Regions from separate parts of the Homo sapiens genome. Here regions 1 and 2 are each linked to region 3. A link is an interaction called in ENCODE POLR2A ChIA-PET data of the cell type or tissue named here. Cell type or tissue: MCF 10A. All regions are shown on one strand. Each heading gives the region's core, and the rest is flanking DNA. Links, peaks and the distances in the headings are about the cores only. Region 1 overlaps HADHB (hydroxyacyl-CoA dehydrogenase trifunctional multienzyme complex subunit beta). Region 2 overlaps HADHB (hydroxyacyl-CoA dehydrogenase trifunctional multienzyme complex subunit beta). Region 3 overlaps SELENOI (selenoprotein I).

The links. Peaks named below come from ENCODE experiments on the same cell type or tissue, not always from the same donor. Only the 100,000 strongest peaks of a DNase experiment are listed, where the experiment ranks them.
Region 1: POLR2A ChIA-PET joins it to region 3 with 5 read pairs; 4 of 35 experiments call an interaction of 5 or more read pairs at or near these places.
Region 2: POLR2A ChIA-PET joins it to region 3 with 5 read pairs; 4 of 35 experiments call an interaction of 5 or more read pairs at or near these places.

The regions. Positions count from the first base shown.
Region 1 is chr2:26,274,038-26,278,971 of GRCh38, forward strand. It overlaps HADHB (hydroxyacyl-CoA dehydrogenase trifunctional multienzyme complex subunit beta), which reads left to right. Exons shown (of 16, transcript NM_000183.3): 7 at 3,036-3,123; 8 at 4,577-4,764. Among named protein-coding and RNA genes, the nearest start is that of HADHB, 32 kb to the left of the region's middle. In MCF 10A, for the core only: no CTCF peak of the experiment used is centred there; no DNase peak of the experiment used is centred there.
Region 2 is chr2:26,267,389-26,273,660 of GRCh38, forward strand. HADHB (hydroxyacyl-CoA dehydrogenase trifunctional multienzyme complex subunit beta) reads left to right here. Exons shown (of 16, transcript NM_000183.3): 5 at 2,565-2,609; 6 at 6,263-6,272. Among named protein-coding and RNA genes, the nearest start is that of HADHB, 26 kb to the left of the region's middle. In MCF 10A, for the core only: no CTCF peak of the experiment used is centred there; a DNase peak (open chromatin) is centred at 1,493.
Region 3 is chr2:26,352,631-26,358,902 of GRCh38, forward strand. The region is part of intron 1 of SELENOI (selenoprotein I); the gene reads left to right. Among named protein-coding and RNA genes, the nearest start is that of ADGRF3, 9.0 kb to the left of the region's middle. In MCF 10A, for the core only: no CTCF peak of the experiment used is centred there; a DNase peak (open chromatin) is centred at 3,041.

The sequences.
Region 1 (4,934 bases), core at 888-4,887, 79 kb before region 3:
AAAGTGTGGCTGATAGTATTTTTAGTAATGTTAGATATCATGGCTTCCAATTAATTTAAAATTTCAACATGTTGCAGAGAACTAATTTCATAACTTGACTTTTGTTAGCTGGAAGTAGCCTTGCTTACTCATTTGTTCCCATCAACTAGATGGCACGTAAGGCAGCTTGGCTTTTTAAAAACTATTTCACAGGAGTTTACTTTTGCCCTAGTTGGCATAGCTCCATGTAGTGTCGATTGGGCAACCAAGATAATGACAGGCCTTGGAACTTCTAGGATGTGTCCTACAGGCAAATCCAAACACGTCTTCTGGGCTGTGTTTTCATTTAAAATCGATTGGATGAAGTTGGCACCAAAAGCACATTTCATTGTACTCAGTATTTTCCCTAGTTCTGGTCTGTGCTTGCCATATTGTTGGGTTCAGTATCACTGTCAACTGAGAGACAAGGGCACATGAGCAGGACTGAAAGTATTTGTTCTGTTCCACCTCTGTACCTGGCAGAAATGTTAGAACTGCCAAAGGCCTGGCATGACTGAAGCCTACGAAACTAACTGTGTGCTGTTGAGGGGCAGGAAGGAATTAACAATAGGAAGAGATTTTATTTCCCTTCTGAAATTTTTTGTTTTTCCTTGAACCTTGACATTTCTGAATGTTTCAAATATGATAATTTCATGAGTACATCAAGCTGCTCATAATACATTTTCAACTTTTATATTCTGAAAATAACCTATTACTTTTATAAGAGCACTTAAGATGTAAATAGTAAATTTTTTTGCTGTTTTCTCCTCTTGCTCAGCTTTTTATCCCATCCTTTCTTCCTTCTCCTCCTCCTCAAAAAATAAAAAAATAAATAAATAAAAATAAATGTTTCCATTTTCTCTGTAATTCAGTTCTTTTTTTCCTAAAACTAAAGCCATAATGTTTTCCTCTGAAATTTTTCCTGGAAATTTTACATCCATTTGCAGATCTCAGCTATTGATTGACAGGAGGTAGATTCCCTCTGCCTGCCCTGTACTAATACCAGTTATGTTGTGCTCCAGGTAATTTTTGCAGCATCTGCAGGGAGAGATTGGGTTGAGGGGGATACATTATGAGAATGTCACTCTAAAGCTGTATTGCAACCTAAAAGCTAACATAATTTCCAGCCAAAGAATTTCTTAGGCCCTATTGCCTGTATTAATAATGTTAATATACAGTCCTTGCAACCTAAAAGCTAACATAATTTTCAGCCAAAGAGTTTCTTAGGCCCTATTGCCTGTATTAATAATGTTAATATACAGTCCTAAAAGGCTCCTGGTGTTCATGAACCTGACTTTGTTGAAAGGTTCAGCATATTTCCCTGTTCTCCAGCTTAAAGACATCTTCCTCCTTTTCCCTTAGTGCCCTGAGAGCTATTCAAATTTCAATAGAAGTGTGTGGACAAGGGTCACCAATAGCCACCTCTATTTAAAGCTCCTTCCGTCCTGAGAGTCATCTAGGGCCAAGGGCAACACAAATTAGAAAGGCCCTTGTGAGAATCGAGCCATTGCAACCTAAGTGCCCCTTTTACACTTGCCCTTTGCAGAGCTCTTCCCTCCTGCCCCCCTGAGATACTTGCGTCTCTCTTCCTTTCGGATTGGTTTACGTTGAGAGGCTGATGCACAGGTGCCTGGCAGAAGTTCTCAACAAAGCAGGTTGGGCATTTAGTATCAGGCCTACCTGGAAAGACCAGAATGAGGTCATGTTGCAGTTACATCACTAACACATTTCTGTTTCTATAGATTATGGTAAATAGCATAAAAGTAAGTAAGTATAAAGGTAAAAATCAGTTAAGAGACATTGAATTTCTAATTGAGACTTTGGAAACATTTATTTTACTAAATTATAGGAGAGTGTGTTCTGAGGATAATTAATAGTTTCAGGGAAAGAATACTAAAAATGAATTCCCTATAATGGGATCCAGTATTTCATAGTAAATATTGTGTGGGTGTGTATGTGGGAGGAAATCTGGAAGCTTTATTTCTAAAGTAAAACTTTAATATTATAAAAATAAGTATTTTATAATTGCACCTGTGCATTAATTATTTACATAAACAAAAATGGAATCAGACGTTGATTGGTTTTTGACAGCATAATTTCCCCCAATAAATAGTATAATAAAATTATAGATGTGCTCATTTCATGTTTGACTTTCACTGTGCCATTATAATAGAGGCCATTTTTAAAAGATTAATAATGACCTCAGTTTTTCTTAAAGCCGCTCAGATGACAAATTATTCTCTTTGTATCACGTATTATGCCATCATCCTGGCCACTTGTTAGTTGGTCTGACCCTTATTTGTTCACAGACTCACTTGTAACTCAGGCAATTCTCCAGTTTCTTTCATTGAGTTGAGCTTCTGTATAGTTGGCAAGTTTTCCAGTTCATCTTTGCATTGGGTCTGCAGTGTGCTATCTGAAGTATCAGACGGTCAGTAAGAGAAACCAGCTGGCAGTGAGCAGAAAGATAGGTGTAAAGCAGACAGGGTCTTGAGTGGGAACTCTGTTTATGAAGGGTCAGTTCTTTAGAAATCATTTTCATGTTTAATCACTTTTGCTTTGCTGCTAAGCTTTGTGACTGATCATGAGACCTGATAACACAGATAGTGAGGACTCCACCCCATAATATATTTCATCATCATTCCAGCAACTGTCTTTAATAGGTTCTTTTAAGTATATTTGAACATTAAACAAGTTAAAATCAAATTATATATTGATATTCTTGAAGGCCCTGAGCAAAACATCGATAAGAAATTAGGTGAGTTAGGAGAGTATCATAGCCTCGTGTCTGCACTAGAAACCAGCCAGCAGGAATTTTGCATATACCTGTCAATTAATGGCAAGATTAAATATTAGTGAACCATTTCTGTGATGGACTTCATTTGATTTTAAATATTGCTCTGGAGAATGTTAAACTGAAACCGTTTCCAGATGACTATGAAGATTAGTGCTCAAAGCATCATTTACATGATGCCCTTCCCTTATAGTGATCATTTCATTCACTCTATTTCCTAAAGGCTGCCCTTGGAGCTGGCTTCTCTGACAAGACTCCTGCTCACACTGTCACCATGGCTTGTATCTCTGCCAACCAAGCCATGACCACAGGTATGTTTAAATGGAAACAGACAGTACATGTTAATTATTCTCCTTTGTCTTTTACTTGATTATAAAAATGTACTTTTTTTTTTTTTTTTTTTTTTAACACAGAACCTCACTCTGTCACTCAGGCTGGAGTGCAGTGGTACCATCATAGCTCACTGCAGGCTCAAACTCTTGAGCTCAAGAGATCATCCTGCCTTAGGATCCCAAGTAGCTGGGTCTACAGGTGCTCCACCACACCCAGCTAATTTTTAAATTTTTTGTGGAGACGGGATCTCGCCATGTTGCCCAGGCTGGTCTTAAACCTCTGGCCTCAAGTGATCCTTCTACCTCAGCCTCCAAAGTGCTGGGATTACAGGCGTGAGCCACCATGCTCATCCCAAAAAGTACTCTTAACAGAAGTAAAAGATTAGCACAGATCTCTATACTTGTGTTTTTTAAAAAGTAAGGTCAGGTTTAAAATTTGGGGGTTCTAACCGTAGTTAACCTCTTTTTTTGCTCTCCATACCTGAGGAACATTACCATTGGCGTGGTTCCTCTGTGAATAATGTGGCTGGCTGCAGCAGGGATTATCAACTGGAGGAGTGTATCTCTAGGAAGGTACTTCAGCATCTGAGGCATGAGTAAATAGTTTACAACCTGCCAGGCTTTCAACCTAGGTGCTTCAGATATGATATTTTCCCACAAAGATATGGTCTTCCTTCCTTCACCACTACCATACTTGTAAATCATTGCTTTAGATGGCACAGCTCTTTCCTTCACTTTCTCCTTACATCCTTGTCATTTTTATAAATCACTGAAAACCCCACTAACAAACTTTAGCAAAACTGTGGGATATTTTGTAGCATCAGCTCTTAGTGTGAGGAGGCAAGGAAGCCTGAAAGATTTAGTAATCATGTGCTCATCTAGTAACATCAAGGCCCAGGTGGGCACCCCACCTCATGTGTGGCGGGGAATGATGCCCGTGACTGGGGGCGTTCGCCACTCTAGGCAGCATGTGACCAACTCCTGGTTAGAGAAACAGAATACTGGCCAGTGGCCATAAGGAGAGAGGGGGCCTGCCTTACGTTTCAACAGCTGTAATTTCTCTGCTTTGCAGCAGAAGTTAACATTCTCTTTATAGGATAAAAAATCTTTATTAAAACTAAAGCTGGGAGCATATAAATATGCAAGATGTTCTGGTTTGGAATATGATTTGTTCAAGAGTTGGTCCAATGGATATTCCTAGAAGTTGACGTCCATATGGCAGGAATGAAACTTGTTTTTCTCTAACGTGTTGAATGTGTTTTTAGTCATTTAAGAAAATTACCTTAATTCTTCTGAAAAGTTGAAAACTTTAATTACAGATGTTGTACAAAGCTGATAACTGTCATTCAGCTTTTTAATCAAGAAGCTTAAATTGGAATGGTATGTTATTTTCTGTAAAAGATATTCATGAAGTATAACCTGTGCCCTGTAGGTGTTGGCTTGATTGCTTCTGGCCAGTGTGATGTGATCGTGGCAGGTGGTGTTGAGTTGATGTCCGATGTCCCTATTCGTCACTCAAGGAAAATGAGAAAACTGATGCTTGATCTCAATAAGGCCAAATCTATGGGCCAGCGACTGTCTTTAATCTCTAAATTCCGATTTAATTTCCTAGCACCTGAGGTAAGGCTTGTGTTTGCAGGGCATCCCACTGCAGAGATTTAGAATTAGGTATGGCAGTGTGGACTCTGCTATGCTGTAATAGGTGTAGATTCTGTAGTTACAGGAAAGGGTTAATTACTTGCTCAAGATGGAAAAAAAAGATAGTGGTTAGAAAACTTTAATTTGTGAGC
Region 2 (6,272 bases), core at 1,488-5,487, 85 kb before region 3:
TGCAGGAGCTACCGGTCACCAAAACTGCAATGATTTGAGCAATAAAATAAATTGCAATAGTATTGGAACATAACCCAAAGAATAAAACAAATGCCTACGAGTCTAATCTGATATAAATAAGTGAATAAATAAATACACATTGGGAGGCCAAGGTGAATGGATCGCTTGAGGTCAGGAGTTCGAGACCAGCCTGGCCAACATGGTGAAACCCCTTCTCTACTAAAAATACAAAAATTAGCTGGATTTGGTGGCAGGCGCCTATAATCCCAGCTACTCAGGAGGCTGAGGCAGGAGAATCGATTGAACCCGGGAGGCAGAGGTTGCGGTGAGCCGACATCGTGCCACTGCACTCCAGCCTGGGCAACAGAGTGAGACTCTGTCTCAAAAAAAAAAAAAAAAAAGAGTAAATAAATGAGAAAGAATGAACAAGTCTTCCTTACAGAAGAATTTTGATTAATAAATATAGGAGGACTGTGTACAGTGGTTCACACATGTAATCCCAGCACTTTGGGAGGCTGAGGTAGGAGGATTGCTTGAGGCCAGGAGTTCGAGACCGGCATGGACAAAGTGAGACTCCATCTCTGCAAAAACTAAAAATGAAAAATTAGCTGGGTGTGGTAGCAGACACCGGTAGTCCTACCTACAAGGGAGGCCGAAGTGGGAAGATTGCTTGAGCCCATGAGTTTGAGGCTGCAGTGACCTGTGATTGCACCACTGCATTCCAGTCTGAGTGACAGAGTGAGACCCTATCTCAAAAAATAAAAATAAATAAAGAATGAGAAAAATAACCATTAGAATACCACATAATACTTGCTGCGAGATCTACAAATGAATGCTAAAATTAGGTGAAATGCTAAGAAGAAACAGAATATTTGCATAGTCTCAGAGAATCTCCCCCAAAATATTTATCAATTACTATGATGATTTCGACATACGTCCGCAAAGTCTGTGTTATTCCTGCCACTGGAAGGTGGAACTTAATTCTCCCCTCAGAATGTGGGCTAGACTTAGTGACTCACTTCTAACAAATTGAGATAAGAAAGGAAAAAATAGTAACTTTATAGTGGAGTAAACTGGCAGACATCACTTGACCCAAATCATCACTTTAACATCACTGGTAGTAAGTCATGTTGATATCATGTGCCCCCTGATACGAAGCTAAGAGAAATACAGTTTACCTCTGTGATATTCTTCCCCTAAATCCATAACCCCAGTCTTCAAAAGTGTCAAGGTCATGAAAGACAAGGAAGACTGAGAAACTGTCACAAATTGGAGGAGACTGAGGAGGCATGACAACTAAATGCAACATGGTATCTTGGATTGAATCTTGGAACAGAAAAAGGACATTAGTGGAACAACTGGTGAGACTCAGATAGGTAGTAGCTTAGTGAATAGTATTGTGCCAATGTTCATTTCTTAGTTTTAATAAGTATATCATGGTTATGTAAGATGTCAGTATTAGAAAAAGCAGGGGAAGGCTGGGCGCGGTGACTCACGTCTGTAATCCCAGCACTTTGGGAGGCCAAGGCGGGCAAATCACCTGAGGTCAGGAGTTCAGGACCAGCGTGGCCAACATGGTGAAATCCCATCTCTACTAAAAATACAAAAAAATCAGCTGGGCGTGGTGGTGGGTGCCCGTAATCCCAGCTATTCGGGAAGCTGAGGCAGGAGAATTGCTTGAACCCTGGAGGTGGAGGTTGCAGTGAGCTGAGATTGCGCCATTGCACTTCAGCCTGGGCAACAAGAGCGAACCTCCGTCTTAAAAAAAAAAAAAAAACAGCAGGGGGAAAGAGGAACTCTGCTCTCTTTTTCCAATTCTTATTTATGTATTTACACAGGGTCTTGCTCTGCTGCCCAGACTGGAGTGCAGTGGTGTGATCCTAGCAGCCTCAAATTCATGGCCTTAAGCAGTCTTCTCACCTCAGCCTCCCAAGTAGCTAGGACTACAGATCCATGCCACCACGCCTGGCTAATTTTTAATATTTTTTGTAAGAGACAAGGTCTTGCTTGCTCTGTTACCCAGGCTGGTCTTGAACTCCTGGCCTCAAGTAGTCATATCACCTCAGCCTCCCAAAATGTTGGGATTCTAGGTGTGAGCCACCATGCTTGGCCTCTTTCCAATTCTTTGGTAAATCTCAAGTTACTTAAAAGCAAAAAGTTTCTTCAAAAGTCCTAATACATCACCTGTAGCCCTGTAGGCATTACAAAATAAATAAATAATATACTTTTAAAATAAAATGTTTAAAGGAAAAGAGACCTCAAAGGTGGGGCTTCACTTTAAAGAAAATTTAGCATATGTTATACTGAACATTAAGGTGTTGGACAACATTTTTGTTCGATTCTTAGCAAGCTCAGGAGGAGTTAAGGCTTGCTAGACTTTTAAGGATGACAAATAGCGAAGTCACACTATTTCTTCATTTGAAATGATGGACTGCCTTGGATAGTAAAGTTAAGTGTGTTTGTAGCAGCATGTGTTTGATGATCTCTGGGTATTTCAAATAGAATGAAAATTTTTCATTGAAGCTCTAGGGTTTTGGTTTAAATTACTGGTTTTCGTTCCCCAGATATAAAGACCTGATGCCACATGATTTGGCTAGAGCAGCGCTTACGTAAGTAAATGCAGTTTCATTTCCGTTCTTATTTCATTAAAGGCACTTTCTCCAGTTTTTACACATAAAATAGCAATTTGTTCTTATTTTAGCCATCTGTACTATACAAATTTAAGCAGCTTATGAATATTGTCAATCTTTATTTTGCAGGCCTAACAGTGTCTTAGCCTGACAGTATACTTTAATGCTACCTTAGCTAGCCACAGGACTCGATTGATCAGCCTAAACACAATACATATATTTGATGATTGCCTTAGGAACTTGTATAAGGGTAGCTGAACAGATTATGTAGATATTTACCTAGAAAGAAGCCTAAAAGACACCTGAAGATTCATGTGCAAACCAAGTAAAAATGTAAAATTAGATGTAGTTAAATAAGATTAGGCTGGATGAATAATTTGGTTGAGAATCATTAAATGTGTTGCTGTTTCATAACATGTAAGGCATTATCTCTTCATTTTCCACTGACACTTTGCCTTTGTGTCTTCAACCAGCCACAGTTCTTTCTTAGTTTGGAGAAACCCTTCAGTTGACCTTTCTGTCCATTCTAACTCTATGTTTGTTTTTTTTTTCTTCCTGCAATACCTCAAGCATGAGTGAAAGAGCAGTTGTTTCTGTTTCCTTATTATTAGTTTCCTCTGTCTAATTGTATAATCATTATTTCCATTTTCCCTTTGTTTTACAGAAACCATACTTTAGAATCTTCTCTTAATAATGGTTTTATGATTGCTCAATGTACTGATCCTTTCTCAGTCCTCTGTCTCTGTACTTTATAGCACTTGACACTGTAAGCTATAATCACCTCTCTTCTGTTGACTTCTTAGTAATATGCCTTTATGATTTTTCTTTTTCTTCTGTATCCTGACTGATTCTTCTGTAGCTTTTTTTTTTTTTTTTTTGAGACGGAGTCTCGCTCTGTCACCCAGGCTGGAGTGCAGTGGCGTGATTTCGGCTCACTGCAAGCTCTGCCTGCCGGGTTCACGCCATTCTCCTGCCTCAGCCTCCCGAGTACCTGGGACTACAGGCGCCTGCCACCATGCCCGGCTAATTTTTTTTTTCTTTTTTTTTTTTGTATTTTTAGTAGAGACGGGGTTTCACTGTGTTAGCCAGGATGGTGTCGATCTCCTGACCTCGTGATCCGCCCTCCTCGGCCTCCCAAAGTGCTGGGCTTACAGGTGTGAGCCACTGCGCCCGGCCGATTCTTCTCTAGCTTAAAAAAAAAAAACTGGGCCAAGCACGGTGGCTCACTCCTGTAATCCCAGCACTTTGGGAGGCTGAGGTGGGCAGATCACCTGAGGTCGGGAGTTCAAGACCAGCCTGACCAACATGGAGAAACCCCATCTCTACTAAAAATACAAAATTAGCTGGGCGTAGTAGCACATGCCTGTAATGCCAGCTACTTGGAAGGCTGAGGCAGGAGAATCCCTTGAACCTGGGAGGCAGAGGTTGCAGTGAGCCGAGATCACGCCATTGCACTCCAGCCTGGGCAACAAGAGCAAAACTCCGTCTCAAAAAATAAAAATAAAAAACCACACACACACACAACTGGATCTCTCCCTCTTTCTCTTTTTGAAAGGTGTTTTGCAAGTTTCATTCCTTAGAGCTTTGCATTTCTCTGTATGCATATTTTCCTTTAAAAATCTCATCTACTAGCTAGGCATGGTGTCTTACACCTATAATCCCAGCACTTTAGGAAACCAAGGCAGGAGGATCAAGGTAGGAGGATCTTTTGAGCCCAGGAGTTTGAGACCAGCCTAAGCAACATAGTAAGACTCCATCTCTACAAAAAAAAATTTTAAAAATTAGCCAACCAAGAGAATTCAGCTCAGGAGTTGAAGGTTGCAGTGAGCTATGATTCCACTACTAGACTCCAGGCAGGGCAATCGAGCAAGACTTTGTCTCAAAAAAAAAATTTTTTTTAAATTTTTAATTTATTTTTTTCTGTATGGAGTCTCACTCTGTCCAAGGCTGGAGTGCAGTTGCTTGATCATAGCTCACTGCAACCTCGAAGCCTCCCAGGTAACTGGGACTATAGGCGTAAGCCAATGTTTCTAACCCTCTTTTTAGTTTTTTTAATTGATAAAAAACTACAGATTTTACAGATTTTTATTTATTTATTTCATTGTAGCCAAGTTTAGTCATTACTCATTTTGAAGCTCAGCTTATTCCACATTTTATCTGGCACTCCTTCAAGTTGGCTCCTGTGTGCCTTTTGTTTTTTAGTATAATGCTGGTTGTTGATATATAATTTGCATGCAATAAAGTGCACAGATTTTAAGTGTATAGTTTGATGAGTTTTGACAAATGTATATACCCCGTGTTCCTGTTTTTGATATGGTCCCATTTGTCTTTTTTTTTTTTTTTTGACACAGAGTTTCGCTCTTGTTGCGCAAATTGGAGTGCAGTGGCACGATCTCGGCTCACTGCAGCCTCCGCCTCCCAGGTTCAAGCAATTCTCCTGCCTCAGCCTTCCGAGTAGCTGGAATTACAGGCACATGCCACCAGTCTTGGCTAATTTTTTTTGTATTTTTAGTAGAGACGGGGTTTTGCTGTGTTAGCCAGGCTGGTCTCGAACTCCTGTCCTCAAGTGATCCGCCTGCCTCGGCCTCCCAAAGTGCTAGGATTACAGGCTTAAACCACTGTGCCCGGCTGATATGGTCCCATTTGTCTTTGAGTGCTTCCTTACTTTTGGCACAAAAAAGATGGAAATTCACTTTGTACTTTCTTCTGGACCTGGTATCAGTCATTTCTTAAAAAACCTTTTGTCCTTTTAATGGGGAATGGCATTTAGAAACCAAATCTGGGGCCGGGTATAGTGGCTTACACCTATAATCCCAGCACTTTGGGAGGCCAAGGCTGGTGGATCACTTGCAGTCAGGAGTCCGAGACCAGCCTGGCTAACATGGTGAACCCTGTTTCTACTAAAAATACAAAAATAAGCCAGGCATCATGGCAGGCGCTTGTAGCCCCAGCTACTCAGGAGGCTGAGGTGAGAGAACCACTTAAACCCAGGAGGTGGAGGTTGCAGTGAGCCGAGATTGTGCCAGTACACTCCATCCAGCCTGGGTGAAAGGGCAAGATTCTTATCTCAAAAAAAAAAAAAGGAAACCAAGTCTGGGTTCAGGGAGTGCTCATTCCTACTGGAGTGTTATTGTGTCTAGTTTCTATTCATGGGCACAACTAGAATATATGTATTATTTCAATCATTTGTTGATACTGATATTTCAAACTAAAATTTAACATACCCAGGACTTCTTTTTTTTTAATTTTTTTTAATAGTCTTAAGGGAGACTTTGCTTTATCTCTTTGATTGAATATTTGTCTCTCTTTTTCACTGCAAACTTTGGTTTCTACTAACATTAATTAACATTAATTTATAGGTTTCTTATCTATTTTATTCTATTCCAAATTATTTTTTATTCTCTAACTTCTCATTACCAATTCAGCATCAAATGTTGACTTTTAAAATCACTCTTTCATTCATTTCTTCTTTGAGAAGGTGCCAAATGCTTGTCAAATTAAAGAAAAGATACAGTCTCTGTCCTTTTAAATTCAAGGCTAACCTTTTTCAAGGAGCGCAGTGTTTTGTGTGATGATCTCTGGCACTGCCTTGATGTGTGAAATGTTTCTTTGCTTTGGATTTCTACTTCCAGGGGTTTGTTG
Region 3 (6,272 bases), core at 904-4,903:
AAAATTAGCTGGGCATGGTGGTGTGTGCCTGTAATCCCAACTACTTGGGAGGCTGAGGCAGGAGAATCGCTTGAATCTGGGAGGTGGAGGTTGCAGTGAGCCAAGATCGTGCCACTGCACTCCAGCATGGGAGACAGAGCGAGACTTCATCTCAATAATAATAAAAAAAATTAGTGTCTTTCTCATAAAAGTCCAGATTTCTGGATTCTCTTGAAAAAAAAAAAAAAAACCAGAATATTGGACTATACTGGCCCTGAACTTCCTCTTGACAAGAATCAGCTGATGCTGAATAGTGCTTGCCCTCTTTTTATTTGCTCTCTAATTTGCCACTTCTCTACCAATGCATATGCTTTATGCAGGAATGCTTTGTTCAGTTTACCTGCTAGATCCCTGTGATCCTTGATTTGAAGATACAAGATTGGCAGAACATGGTGACTGACTAGCTGGAGGTGGTGTAGAGGGCCACATAAAAGACGGGGAGGAGTCTAGGATGACTCAGGTTCTGGTAGGATGACTGGGTGGATAGAAGTGGTAGTCACTGAGGCAGGGTTTTATGAAACAGCATACTGTTTTATATATATAATTTTTTAAAAAAATACAATAGTGTTTTGCACAGGTCACTTCTCTTGGATGGGACCACATGAAAGTGTGGCTTATGGACTTGGAATTAAAACAAAGAAAACTTGTAAAGAAATCTCATTTGTGAATGAGTTGTCCTCTATTAGAGGACATTTCTGTAAAAATTTCAAAGATACGAACACTTTTCCTTTTAGAGCCTCAATAGAACATGAGAAATTCTTGATATTTTGATTTTCATTTATTATGACTACAAGCTGACTACAATACAATATGTTAATTATGGCATTGCCTGGATCCATTACAGTTAATTGAAGCATAACTTATCTTTAATTGTACCTTTGTCACCTTGACTAGATTTGGGGAACTGCCCTCTGTTCCCTGTAAGTACATTAATAAGGCTTGAAATGTATTCTAGTTGTCTTAGATAGTGATTTATATATGTCTGGCAGAAAGAATTATTTCTGCAGTTGGCAGAGACAAGAAGGATGGGTGGAAAACTGCAGAAGGGGAGAGATTTAGTGGTAAGAAGATGGCTACTACATTTTTAGGTGCTATTTGGAGGAAACATCTTGAATTGGATCTTTTACTGCCTTCTGAAATAACAGTTCACTGATGATGGCTTGTTTCTCTAACTGCTGTAGTGCTTAAATATTAAGAAATTCTTTGCTAAATAAGAGTTTGCCTACTGCATACGGGAAACTCGGGGAAAGGTGTGCCATTCAAAGACACCCGTGGGAACCAAGGCACAGAGACTGGAAAGACCCTGGTATGTTAGAAGCACAAGGAAGTGGCGGGTGTGTAAGTGACCAGGCCGAGCCTTGGGAGCTCAGTGAGGGAAAGCATTATCATCATAAATACTGAATAACAATAATAATGATAGCAAACATTTATATATTGTATACTCTGTGCCAGGCACTGCTTTAAGTGCTTTATGTGTATTATCTCATTTAATATTCACAACTGCCATCTGAGAAAGAGGTACTATTTTCCCTGTTTCACCGAGACACTGAAAATTTAAGTAATTTGCTCAGGGTCCCACAGCTCGTAAGTGGTGGAGCTGAGATTTGAACTCAGGCAATCAGTCTGGAGTCCATGTTCTTCCTGCTATTCTGCCTCTCAAAACTAAGAGTGAAATATAAACTCTGCCTTGTAGGTACTGGCTGTTTGTTTTTGTTTTTTTGTTTTGTTTTTGTTTTTTCGAGACTCTCGCTCTGTCGCCCAGGCTGGAGTGCAGTGGTGCGATCTCGGCTCACTGCAAGCTCCGCCTCCTGGGTTCACGCTATTCTCCTTCTTCAGCCTCCCGATTAGCTGGGACTACAGGCGGCCGCCACCACGCCCGGCTAATTTTTTGTTTTTTTTTTTTAGTAGAGACGGGGTTTCACCGTGTTAGCTAGGATGGTCTTGATCTCCTGACTTCATGATTCGCCCGCCTTGGCCTTCCAAAGTGCTGGGATTACAGATGTGAGCCACCGCGCCTGGCGGTACTGGCTGTTTTTGTGTAAGATATATAAACATTAGAATAAAGACCTTCAATGGCATGCTTAATTGGATGTGTATCTAATGTACGCAGATGGGGAAAATGTAGTGGAAAAAACCTGATTTTGTTTACTCTTTCCCTGGTTTAAAATTATTAGTAGGGGCAAGCGGGCCTGAATTTACTAGTCTTGCATTTAGTTGAGCATAAAGACCATTTCATTTATGATTAGCTCTATTTGAGATAAAAGGCTTTTGATTAAATAATTAGCTTTTGGACTAATATTACGTTAAAAAGTTTCCACATACCAGCTGTGTGATACTTAGCAGGTAACTTAATCTAACCAGGTTTCCTCATCTGTGAAATGGAGTAGTACCTACCCCATAGGATAATTCTGAAAACTGAATGAGTTAAAATTTATAAAGTGCCTGGCACATAGTGCTGTATAAGTGCTGAGTAAATAAATAAAACTTGACATTTGTGATTCCCTGCACAAATGAACATTGGCTAGCATATAATATATCCACACTTATACACATCCCTGGTGGTTATACCAAGAGAAACTATTTTCAGATAGGAAGTGAAGGGTGGCAACGTAATGGACAGCTGGAAAGAGTAATAAGGAGTCTGTCTAGCTTGGGTCCCCCAGATAGTCTTTGGCTTCAGATTTCTTCTGAAAAGAATAATTATATGTAATAGCACAGAGACAATAAATAATTTTTCTCAAATACTGCACCCTATTTAAGAGTCAGCAGTGGCTTCCATGTGTTTGATATCCAAATTCCTCAGCAAAGATTTCAAGTTCATTCACTAAATGACGCCTCCTTTTGCCATATCTTCTCATCTTGTTAGAGCTTACTTAAAGTCTAGCAAGCAAACCTGTTTGTCATCATGACTTGCTTGTATTTGTCTCATTGCTCTAATTCTCCAGTCTCCTATTGCCACCCTCCTCTCTCCGACTTGTTAGATGTAAACGACGGTATTCACTGAAATTAGATCTCCTTGCTCAATGAGTCATGTTCTCTGTGGGCGTAGTTCTTCAAGTCTCTCTCTCTCTCTCCCTTTTTTTTTTTTTGAGAGAGTGTCTCGCTCTGTTGCTTAGGCTGGAGTGCAGTGGCACTATCACGGCTCACTGTAGCCTCAACCTCCCCAGGCTCAGGTGATCCTCCCACTTCAACCTCTCAAGTAGCTGGACTACAGTCATACGCCACCACACCTGGCTCATTTTTGTATTATTTTGTAGAAATGGGGTTTCTCTGTGTTTCCCAGGCTGGTCTTGAAGCTCTGGGTTCAAGCTATCTGCCTATCTCAGCCTCCCAAAGTGCTGGCATTATTGGCGTGAGCCACCTTGCCTGGGTGAGCCAGCATTCCTGGCCTCAAGTCTTGTATTGATTAAAAGTACATTAAAAAACTTTTTATTTCTGTCCTAGGGTTAATTATCCTTCCCCCTACTTTTTTTGTATTTTAAGTTTAGCGATGTTTTGTTTTAATTAGAAATAAGATCTCCCTCTGTTGCCCAGGCTGAAGTACAGTGACATGTCATAGCTCATTGCAGCCTCAAACTCCTGGGTTCAGGTGATCCTCCCACTTCAGCCTCCTGAGTAGCTGGGACTACAGGCGTGTACTACCATGCCTGGTTAATAGATAGTAGAGCATTACTTGGGGCAGTGGACTCAGTGTGATTACTAAGTTGTCCAGAGCTCAGTATTTAGTGCAAAGATGTGTCAGTTCAGTTTTCTTATTGGTACATAGAAGGGATTTAAATACATGTATAAAGGACATACTTTTAGGTCCAAGAAGGTGTTTTCATAGTTTTCCTTATGTTAGAGCCAATTTCCTTCTTAAATTAAGGGGGACTCATTTCTAATCTTCTCAAAAATGGACACTTCACAGCATATTTAGAAAGTATTTTACAAGTCATTGTACTGCTCCTAGACTAAACCCATAATTGTCACTTGCCTGATAAACTATAATAGTTTCTAACTGGTCTCTAGTTTGTACTTTACCCCCTTCAAGTCCATTTTCTACATCATGTTCAGAATGGTCCTCTTAAGGACCATTTTTTGTTCTTAGAATAAAATCCAACTCCCTGTGGTCCTGCCAGGTGATGTCTGCCCACCTTTCCAGTCTCATTTTATATCACCCTTCTTTATGATGCTGGAGCTCCATTGGCCTTCCTTCAGCATTTCTGATACTTCTGTTGGTGGTCTTTGTACATGTTATTGTTCTCCTGCCTTGAAGGTGTTTCTTGGCATGTATTACATCCCTACCTCCACACACACACACACGTGAGTCATACAGTCTTTCGTTTTCTCTCTCTTTTCCTTTTTAGGTAAAAATTACATATAAATACTGTAATACATTAAGATCTTAAGTGTATAATTTACTGCTTTATTACATGTGTATATACCCATGTAACCACCACCCAGCTCAAGATACAGAATTATTTCTAGTGCCTCAGAAGGTCCCCATCAGTCCCTCTCACCAAACTACTGTTAGGACTTCTTTTGCCATAAATCAATTCTGTTTTTGAACTTCATATAAGTGGAATCTATGAAAGCACATTGTCTTTAGCCTTCCACTCACTACTGTGTCTCATACATTCTTTACCTGACTGCCTTCTCATCTAGGACTCAGCTTAAATGTCGCCTTCTAGAAGCTGCCTCTGACCACTCTGACTAGGCACACTTCCTGCTCCACTTGTTCTCTTCTTTTTTGGGAGCTGGTTACCATCTTTACTAGCCTCCTAAGGCTGCCATAAAAATTACCACACACTGAGTGGCTTTAAACAACAGAATTTTAATTCTCTCATAGTTACGGAGGCTAGAAGTGTAGAAAAACAAGGTATTGGCAGAGCCACACACCCTCCAAAAGCTCTAGGCGAGAATCCTTCCTTGCCTCTATTTCAGCTTCCAGTAGCTCCTGGCCTGCCTGGGCCTGTGGCAGCGTAACTCCAAGCTTGCCCTCCCTCTTCATATGGCCTTCTTCCCTGTGTTTCTGTCCCCTTGTCCTCTTCTTACATAATACTCGGATAATTCCCTTTGTAGTATTTATCACAAATTGTGTACATGTGGTTATTTTTTAAGGGGTGTGGGGAGCAGTGTCTTGCTTTGTTGCTGATATGCTTTGGCTGTGCCCCCACCCAAATCTCACCTTGAATTGTAGCTCCCATAATTCCCACGAATTGTGGGAGGGACCCATTCGGAGAAATTGAACCATGGGGGCGGTTTCCTCCATACTGTTTTTGTGGTAGTAAATAAGTCTCATGAGATCTGATGGTTTTATAAGAGGAAACCCCTTTTGCTTGGCTCTCATTCTCTTTGCCTGTCGCCAAGTAAGACATGCCTTTCGCCTTCCACTATGATTGTGAGGCCTCCTCAGCCACATGGAACTGTGAGTCCATTAAACCTGTTTTTCTTTATAAATTACCCAGTCTCAGTGGGGCGCAGTGGCTCACGCCTGCAATCCCAGCACTTTGAGAGCCCAAGACGGGAGGATCTCTTGAGGTCAGGAGTTCAAGACAAGCCTGGCCAACATGGTGAAACCCCATCTCTACTAAAAATACAAAATTTAGCCAGGCTATGGGGTGCACATCTGTGAGGCTGAGGCAGGAGAATCGCTTGAACCTGGGAGGCGGAGGTTGCAGTGAGCCGAGATCGCTGCCACTGTACTCCAGCCTGGTGACAGAGTGAGACTCCGTCTCAAAAGAAGACAAAAACAAAACAAAAAAAACCTTTTATAGCCCAGGCTGGTCTCAAACTCCTGGGCTCAAGTGATTCCCCCACCCCACCTCAGCCTCCCAAGGCACTGGGATTACAAGCATGAGCCACAATGCCCGGTCCATAATAGCAGTCTTGAGGGAAATATTTAGAAGGTCTACGTTGATTGGCATTTTTACAGAGACTTAAGTGAAAGCATTATTAGCATGACCAGATTTATATGCTGAGAGTTTTGGTAGGAATAGCTATTTCCTTGGATAACCAAGCCAGGATCAGAAGAAATCTGGAGAGGGCAGAAATGAGTTGACTTTAGCAAGATGAAATGTTAAAACTTTAGATGCAGTATCACACCTGCATTCCAGTAGTCAAGCTCATATTAGCATAGAGAAAGATGGCTTTGCAGTCCACGTGAGAAAGGCCTGAGGGGGTTCAGGTGACTGCAGTATGATTTAGTTGTCCCGGGAATTAATAATATCTTGAGCAGCATAAGTTATCAAGGA